Linked DNA regions of Homo sapiens: region 2 is linked to region 1. A link is an interaction called in ENCODE POLR2A ChIA-PET data of the cell type or tissue named here. Cell type or tissue: CD4-positive, alpha-beta T cell. All regions are shown on one strand. Links, peaks and the distances in the headings refer to the core of each region. The heading gives the core; the rest is flanking DNA. Region 1 overlaps WDFY2 (WD repeat and FYVE domain containing 2). Region 2 has its middle 18 kb from the start of MIR4703.

The links. ChIA-PET counts read pairs that join two places held together with the same protein. Peaks named below come from ENCODE experiments on the same cell type or tissue, not always from the same donor. Only the 100,000 strongest peaks of a DNase experiment are listed, where the experiment ranks them.
Region 2: POLR2A ChIA-PET joins it to region 1 with 5 read pairs; 4 of 35 experiments call an interaction of 5 or more read pairs at or near these places.

What each region holds. Positions count from the first base shown.
Region 1 is chr13:51,612,347-51,616,743 of GRCh38, reverse strand. The region is part of intron 1 of WDFY2 (WD repeat and FYVE domain containing 2); the gene reads right to left. Among named protein-coding and RNA genes, the nearest start is that of WDFY2, 30 kb to the right of the region's middle. RefSeq lists enhancers at 2,179-2,268, 2,299-2,358. In CD4-positive, alpha-beta T cell, for the core only: no CTCF peak of the experiment used is centred there; a DNase peak (open chromatin) is centred at 2,073; H3K4me3 peaks cover 639 bases; H3K27ac peaks cover 696 bases.
Region 2 is chr13:51,532,376-51,536,772 of GRCh38, reverse strand. No RefSeq gene overlaps it. Among named protein-coding and RNA genes, the nearest start is that of MIR4703, 18 kb to the left of the region's middle. In CD4-positive, alpha-beta T cell, for the core only: no CTCF peak of the experiment used is centred there; a DNase peak (open chromatin) is centred at 2,182; H3K27ac peaks cover 564 bases.

The DNA of each region.
Region 1 (4,397 bases), core at 214-4,213:
ACTTTCCAGCCTCCTTAAATTTAGCCACGACCATGCGACTAACTTTGATGAAGAATAAGTGGAAGAAACGTGTGTCACTTCTGGGTGACAGAAGTCTTTAAAAGCCAGTGCAGGACCTGCCAAATCTTTTCCCCTATCATGGTGAGTGGAAATGCTCAAGTTGGTAGAGCCTCAGTTAGCCTATCACACAGAACTCTCAAGAATCAACGACCATGAGTGAGAAATAAATCTTTGGGTTAAAAGCCTCTGAGATTTAAGAGTTACCTGTTATTGCAATTTAACCTAGCCTATCCTGACTGATGCAGGTGAGTACTAGGTAATTGAAAAAAAGAAGACAGCATTTCTTTTCCAATATTCTAGAATTCAGATTGTTCATTATTCCAGACTTTCTCCCCGCCATATCATTTGCTCCCCAACCTCTCCCAGAAAACAAGTCATAAAAATCGCTATCTGAATTTTGGCATTATGAGAATCATGAATTTATACAGTATCTTATTTATTCACATTGAGACAGGGTCTTATTCTGTTGCCCAGGCTGGAGCGCAGTGATACAATCACAATTCACTGCAGCCTCGACCTCCTGGGTTCAAGCAATCCCCCCACCTCAGTCCGCCCAGTAGCTGGGACTAGGAACATGCACTACTGAGCTCGACTAATGTCTTTATAAAGATGAGGTCTCACTATGTTGATTAGGCTGGTCCCGAACTTCTGGGCTCAAGTGATCCTCCTGCCTGGGCCTCCCAAAGAGCTGGGATTACAGGCAAAAACCACCACATGTGGCCTGTTCTTTTATTTTCGAATATTCTGCTTTTTAAAAAGTCATTACTGGTTAAAAAATAGAAATCCATCCTTGCAAAACACACACACAGAATAATTCACCTAGCAAAAAATTCAAACCCCTAAGTATAAAAAGTAAAAAATAACCAAATCTCTTACCTTGATTCCTTTATATGCATACATAGATTTTTTTTAAAAGAAAGAGACATGGTGTCACAAAAAGAGTATACATATTACTTTGCAAAGTCGTTACTTAACAGCTTTCTAGTTAATAATTGTATTGTATGGTCATAACATAATTTATTTAACCATGTCCCTACTGATGGACATTTCAGCTTATTCCACATTTTTATTTAATTGCAATGCATGATTTATCCCAAGAAGTAAAATTTGTCCCAATAAGTGGGCCTGTTTAAACGGCCTTTGTTAAACAATCAAAGGGTGTGTATATTTCACATCGACAGGTACTGCCAAACTGTTCTTCAAAGTGATGGTATCAACAGTACTATCAAAATATATGAAAAGTGCCTTTTCTCCTTAGATCCTTATTATCTATTTTAAAAAATATTTACCAATCTGGGAATCAAAAAATGATGTTTCAGTGTTTTTTTTTTAATTTGCACTGATTTAATTATTTGTTTCCAACTTTATTTTTTACTATCTGTATGTTGTCTTTGGAGAAATATCTACCTGTCCATATTTTTTATTTTTTAATAGGGTTAGCTTTTTTATATTATTTGAGGCTTTTAATCTATTATGAATACTAAGACTTTTCAACTTGTGTTGCAAATATCCTCTCTAACTCTTCATTTATGAATGCTGGCTTTCAACATATGAATATGGTTAAATTAGTCACAATTTCCCATTATAATTTCTGGGTTTCAAGATAGTTTTTAAACTAATTCCAAGCTTAATAAATCAATTGAGAGAACACACCCACAAAGGATACAATTAACCCCGTGTTTTTACCTCTTTATGTGCACTCTGAGCTTACTTTATTCTTTTACATCAATGTGTATATGATCTCTCAGAGTGCTAAGGCACTCAAAGAACCCAGCAAAACACCCAGTGTAGATTTTCAATAAATGTTCATTTATTTCATTCCTCCTGAGTCCCATTAGTTTAGAGACAACAGACACATAATTCTTTTTAAAATATTTTCCAACAGAATTCCAATTGTGTTCAGGGTGACAACGTGCCCGGCCAAAACTACATTTCCCAGCCTTGTCTCCAGCTACGGGTGGCAATGTGACACAGTTTTGGTTAATGACATGTAAGCGGAAGTCACTGAACTGAGCTTCCAGGAAGCTCTTTGAAAGAGAACAGGCACAGCTGGTACGTGCCTTTTGCCATCTGCCCTTCTCCTCCTTCCTGCCTGGAAAGCAGATGCAATGCTGACTGGAGAGCAGCCATCGTGAGGCTTCAAAGGGACAAGATCACTAAGGATGGCTGAATGGAAAGGCAGCAGCACCATGGGTCTCTGATAGCATCTCTGAGCCACTGACCAACCCTAGAATGCCCACCTCTGGACTTCTTGGTATAAAAGGAAAATAACCGTTTACTTGTTTAAGACATTGTGAATGAGTCAGGTTTTCTGTTCGTTGCAGCAAAATCTAGAATCTAAACTATATATCAGGGTTCACTCAACATCTTCATATAAATTTTAAAACAACCCTTTCATTTTCATAGCTTGAGATAATCCCTTGAAGAACAGCTATGCTGGTTTGAAAGGCAAGTTCTCTATTCACAGATACACTTTTTTTTTTTTTTTTTTTTTTTTGGAGACCGAGTCTCGCACTGTCGCCCAGGCTGGGGTGCAGTGGCACGATCTTGGCTCACTGCAACCTCTGCCTCCCAGGTTCAAGCGATTCTCCTGCCTCAGCCTCCCAAGTAGTTGGGATTACAGGCGCCCACCACCAGGCCCAGCTAATTTTTTGTATTTTTAGTAGAAACGGGGTTTCACTATGTTAGCCAGGCTGGTCTCAAACTCCTGACCTCATGATCCACTCGCCTCAGCCTCCCAAAGTGCTGGGATTACAGGCATGATTACATGGGACGCCTGGCCTTATTCACAGACATACTTAATTTTAAAAGGAGAAATCAAATCATTAAACACTTCAAGTACAAAATTCAAGAACACCCTTAAGGAGAAGTCAGTAATCAGCAACATATGGTGTCACCTGTGCTAACTTGGTGTTAAATTACCCTTATCAGCACACCACATGGCTTGTTTTAGCTGTGACATAAAATTTAGGCATCTAAGACTTTTCCACGAAAAAAAAAATCACAGCTAAGAAGGAATTCTTAACAATTATACAAGACTGAGTATGTATTTTTGTCATTAATCCATTCCCAAGAATTTGGGCTCACTTGTAGCTTGAAATGAAGAATTAAGAAAATATTACAGAATGTGCCCAGGGAAAGACCCACCACTGTCCAAAATCATGTTCTTCAAAGTATTTCACTAGATAAGGAAGGAAATGCACAAGCTGATGGAACTATTTAACCACTCTACTACTGGAAAGAACAATCTCAAAATGTAGTCCTGTTTTAGTCCTCACTTTAGCTAGCCAGCCTCTCAGAACCGAAGAATGAGCAAAAGCCCCGCAAGAGGAGCAGATTGAGCCCTCGACAGAGGTCCTCTCCAGGATGGCAGTCATTTCAGCTTGGGAAAGAAGGGGAGATGGGGGGCATATGCTGTAAGCTCCAGGAGACTGGAGCTTTGTCATCTTTGCAGCTTCTTTTTTTTTATTTTTTAGAGACAGGGTCTCATTATGTCACCCAGGCTGGAGTGCAGTGGCTATGCACAGGCATGATGATCACACACTACAGCCTCAAACTCCTGGGCTTAAGTGATCCTCCCACCTCAGCCTTCCGGGTAGCTGGGACTACAGGCATGCACCACCGCACATGGCTGCAGCTTCTTCATGATCAGCCACCACGGCCTCCACCAAGAATAATTTTCTTTTCAAAAACACCTAACCCTCCCCCACCAAAGTGTCTTTCACATGGCATCAGATATTTTTAAATTGAATTTTTCAACTATGAATAAACTCCCTTACTCACATTGAACACTGTCCTGATTTGCCTCTGTAATAAGAAGAAATATACCACATGCTACTGATCACAATCTCTGCACCCTCTACCTGTAAGGGGGAGGAAGGTGGAGAAAGAATAGAGTAGAAAACAGAGAAGAAAGTCAACAAAGAAGGACAATGCACAGAACATAATGTATATGGTCAACCATAAACTTTCCACATTAACAAAGAACTATACAACTGCCAAAGCCAGACATAAATCCCCTATTCCCAACTAGTCCAAAGCATTGGTTAGTTATTATTTTAATACTTCCTTTTACAAATGGACTATATCACTTCTCAGAGTTTAATACACTTTTTGGCATATGTATCTACAAGCATAGACAGAGCTTAACAAACTTTTTGAAATGTGTACCTATAAAACAGTAAAAAAAATTTAATTGTAAAAAGACTTCTAAGTGTTAATTTGAAACACAATTTGAAAGTGTTCAAAGTTCTAATTTATGTCAGCCAAGTTAAGAAAAGTTGGTAACAAGATATCAGTAAGAATTCCAAAGCAGTATCTGTCATAGGTAATCAATC
Region 2 (4,397 bases), core at 74-4,073, 80 kb after region 1:
CCTCCCACCTTGGTCTCCCAAAGCGTTGAGATTACAGGCATGAGCTGCCATGCCCGGCCATCAAGTCATTGAATTTTGATTACACATTCTTTTCCATTGATAATAGTTATGATTTTTAGAAGAGCAATCAAGATCGAGTGCTTGTTGTGAAACATCATAGACTTTCAGAGATGTAAGTTACTTTGGGGATCTAGTCCAACCTTTAGTTCTAAATGAAGCTGAGAGAGGTAACTTAACATGGTGGCCAGAGCAAGACAAAACCAGGGCCTCCAAATTCTATTATATAAGTATTTAAGGCCACTGTGGCTGGGTCTCTCCCAGAAACCAGACTCTGACAGAGATTTGCTTGCAAGAAACACAATGGGGAGTGCCCTTGGAGTAAATACCTATAGGGGAGTGAAGGATTTAGGGTTGGGCAGAGGAAGGAGTTGAGCTGATCAAGTGATTCCCCATGTGCTCAGAGCTGGAACGACCCCTCTGAGTTACCCTGCCTTAAGGCAAGGGCCTGGGGCCTCTATGCCCTGTCCCTAACCGACCAGTCATTGATACAGGCTGCTTTCATGGGGGCAGCATGACCTTGGGCAAGGTGGCAGTCTTTCACTGAGGGCAATTCTGGGAGAAGGACTTCACTGAAGGTGCTCAGTCACCATCACTCCCAGCAGCTGGAGAAGTGAGCACCACAGTCCTTCAGAAGGCTCCGCAGCTTCTGCTATAATGCCAAAGAAGAGATTGGTAATGATGTCTTCATACACGATTTCTCCCACTAGTTAACAAGACCCTCATCAACAGATCCCCATTTTATACTGGGCTCAAAAGAAGTATAAAATATATCATATTGCTAAGATGCTATTAGGAACTCAATAATATTTTTGACAGATAAAAATAAAATAAATTAATCGAAACATTAACTGTGGTTTGAAGACAGCAACCTTTTTTTTTTTTTGAGATGGAGTCTCACTCTGTTGCCCAGGCTGAAGTGCAGTGGCATGGTCTCAGCTCACTGCAACCTCTGAGCCCAGGTTCAAGTGATTCTCGTGCCTCCTTCTCGTGCCTCAGCCTCCCGAGTAGCCAGGACTACAGGCGTGAGCCACCACGCCCAGCTACTTTTTTTGTATTTTTAGTAGAGACAGGGTTTCGCCATGTTGGCCAGGCTGGTCTTGAACTCCTGACCTCTGGTGATCCACCCGCGGTTGGCCTCCCAAAGTGCTGGGATTACAGGCATGGGCCACCGTGCCTGGCCTGAAGATGGTAATTTTTATAAAGACATTTCCCCTCTTACTTTTATAAAGACATTTCCCCTCTTAATTAAAGCTATAATTTGAAATTAGAAATATGATTCATCATGTTACATTAAAATCTGAATATTAGAAAGCCTCTTTGCTTTTTGATTGGCTTTTAACCCACACCATTGTGTGTGTGGGGTGAGGGGGATTAGAAACCAACATATTATTTTAAGATGAAAGAACATGAGGGTAAGCCCAAAGATACAACTTTCATGAAAGGCTTCCCTGTTGTCCTAATTAATTGCACAGAATCCTACGAGGGAAAACCCCTGCTAACTTCTAAGTTAGCTTGATATTCTTTTTTTCATTTGTATCACCAAGGGGTACAAAGTGAATAAATCAATATCCCTGGAACATACATTTAAAAATGCTAAACTTTTTATCTCCCTAACAGTTTCTTGTTTCATTAAGAAATTGGATTAAAGAAAAATCTTCACATTTAAAGCAGGATGAAGACTTGAAGTCTGAAGGATACAACACTAAAATATAAGACATGGTATGTCACATGAAAAATGTGGGTTTGTATTGAATAGCTCAGGTGTTTTCATTCCATCTGGAAGATCATTTGTGCCAAAGGAATATTTAATGTACTTATATACTACTGTCTGTGTGCACAAAATAATTTTGGTCTAAGGAAAAGACATCCCTGTTTTAACCAGTGCTCCAAACAAGAAGCAACCTTCAAGAATAACAGTAACAACAGAAGAACTAAAACATCACAAATTGCATTGAGAACTATAATGAATGGCTTTTTGTGTCACTAAAGCAGCCCCTTGGCAGGCCCAGCTGCAGCTGTTAACATTTCGGGAGCATTCAAATTGGGCAGATGTGCCAAAGTGCGGCCATGCCCCCTTTCCAGGGTGTAGGACATCATGTTTCAGTCATGGGCCTAAAGGAGTGGCCTCAGGAAACCTCACCCAGGAAGTGGCTGCGGCTGTCTCAGGGTTAGTGGTGTAAAGCAAGAGGCTGTCTCTGGTATTCCCTGACTTCTCAAAATGCCAAATAATCAACTAGTTGAAGCTTCAGCTGAGCTTTACCTTTTAAGAATATCATGTACAATAAAATAATATTGATTTGGATATAATCATTCAGAGCTCAAAATAATTTTCATGGAAGTTTATAATTTTTTGCTTTTGTGAATAGTTTGCTAAATAATTTATGATGCAAAGAAAAGGTGGTGACTTCCTGTGGGTCGGAGAGGGCGTGGTGACCTACAGGGAGCTTTGCTAGGATTCCAGAACCAGTGTGTGCTATAGCAATGAGAAACAGGGCAAATATCCTCACCTCTTCCCCCTAAACTACCATACTTCATTCATGTAATGAAGTCACAGTCCACATTTTCCAGCTTCCGTTTTCTTTGAATGAGACATTAGTGTATCAACTGAGCTGCCTTCACTCTAGTCCCCAATATCTTTCCTTTATCAGGAGTGTGTCAACATGAAAACAGAACTATTCATGATTTGTTTTCCTGTAGACAAAGTCACCAGGTGATTATTTTGTCTACAAGTTATTATGTTATTATGTAGATGAATAAGTGCATATTTAGGCCAACAAAACAAAAAAAAAAGCCCTTTAAAAACTTTTAGAAAAGAATTCTGCAACAGAACTGTTTGCTTGGGTTTGCCTACTCCAGAAATGTAGACCTGGACTCAAATAGATATTGCTCACCTTAGCCAGGTATATATAATAATAATACAGGCTTGGCACAGTGGCTCATATCTATAATCCCAGCACTTTGGGAGGCTGAGGGAGGTGGATTGCTTGAGCCCAGGAGTTTGAGACCAGCCCAGGCAACATGGTGAAACCCTGTCTCTACAAAAGATACAAAAATTAGCTGGGCATGGCAGCATGCATCTGTGATCCCAGCTACTTGGGAGGCTGATGTGGGAGGATTGCTTGAACCTGGGAGGCAGAGGTTGCAGTGAGCCAAGATGGCACCACTGCACTCCAGACTGGGTGACAGAGCGAGACTCTGTCTCAAAAACTAAAATAACAACAATAATAAATAATACCAGAAGAGTTTATTTACTTGGAAGTTTATAAAAACCACAAAACATTCGTTGACAATGAAGTTACTCTCTAGAATTAGAACTGTATTTCATAGAAATATGCAATTTTCTTTGCATTATTTTTCCCCCAAACAAATTTAAAGGTTTCTGATATTCTCCATATCTTTCTAGTGAGATCTCTCAGAACAGTTTTGAAAGAACTGAAAACCTTCCAGCAGTGTTTTTTAGTGGGTGAGGGGAGAGGAATTTCAATCAGTAACATCTTAAACAGCTCTCAAATTGTCCTTGGACCAGACCACGGGACTCCACAGTAAGTTCCCCTCTCTGCATACCACAGTCTCAGGAATCTTTCTGATCTTCACTTCCATTGTAATCTAATTCTTGTGCCCTTGCAATTTGATACCTCAGACTGCACCTTCCTCCCCAAGTTCACTACTGCCTGAGCCAGAGACTGTGTTTCCCTTTTTCTGATATCCCACTGCTAAAGGCCATGCTCCCACACCCAGTTCTCAGTCTCTGTACCCTAACTCAAGTCAGCTGGATTCTCCAGTTGCAACAACGGCATTCTCTGAACTTGTGGGTTAATGCCCAGCATTTTGTGTGATCTTTGGTAGTGGAAAGTGATGATTCACACATCTCATGGTCCTCTGGTCTGGAAAGTTCTTAACCACTGTCTATGTAGCATTGAACCCTGGCAAATTCTGAGAAATGGGTTTTCAAGAACCCACTTTAAGAGTGTATCTACCACATCCTATCTATCCAAAAGAATTCTGTGTGTGCTAGAGAAAGCATCACAAGTTTGGGAGTAGACGCTGCTCTCTCCCTATTCAGTGTCAATTAGAATTTTTCCAGTGCATCCCAAGAGGCACCAGATATTGAAGGCAGGACTTTCTACTCTTTTTGCCCTTACAATTCTTACAGTTGACTTCTTCTAGAGGCAGGGGAGTATGTCTTGTTTTAAAATTTATTTTTTTAATTATACGTTAAGTTCTAGGGTACCTGTGCACAATGTGCATGTTTGTTACATAGGTATACATGTGCCATGGTGGTTTGCTGCACCCATCAACTCGTCATTTACATTAGGTATTTCTCTTAATGCTGTCCC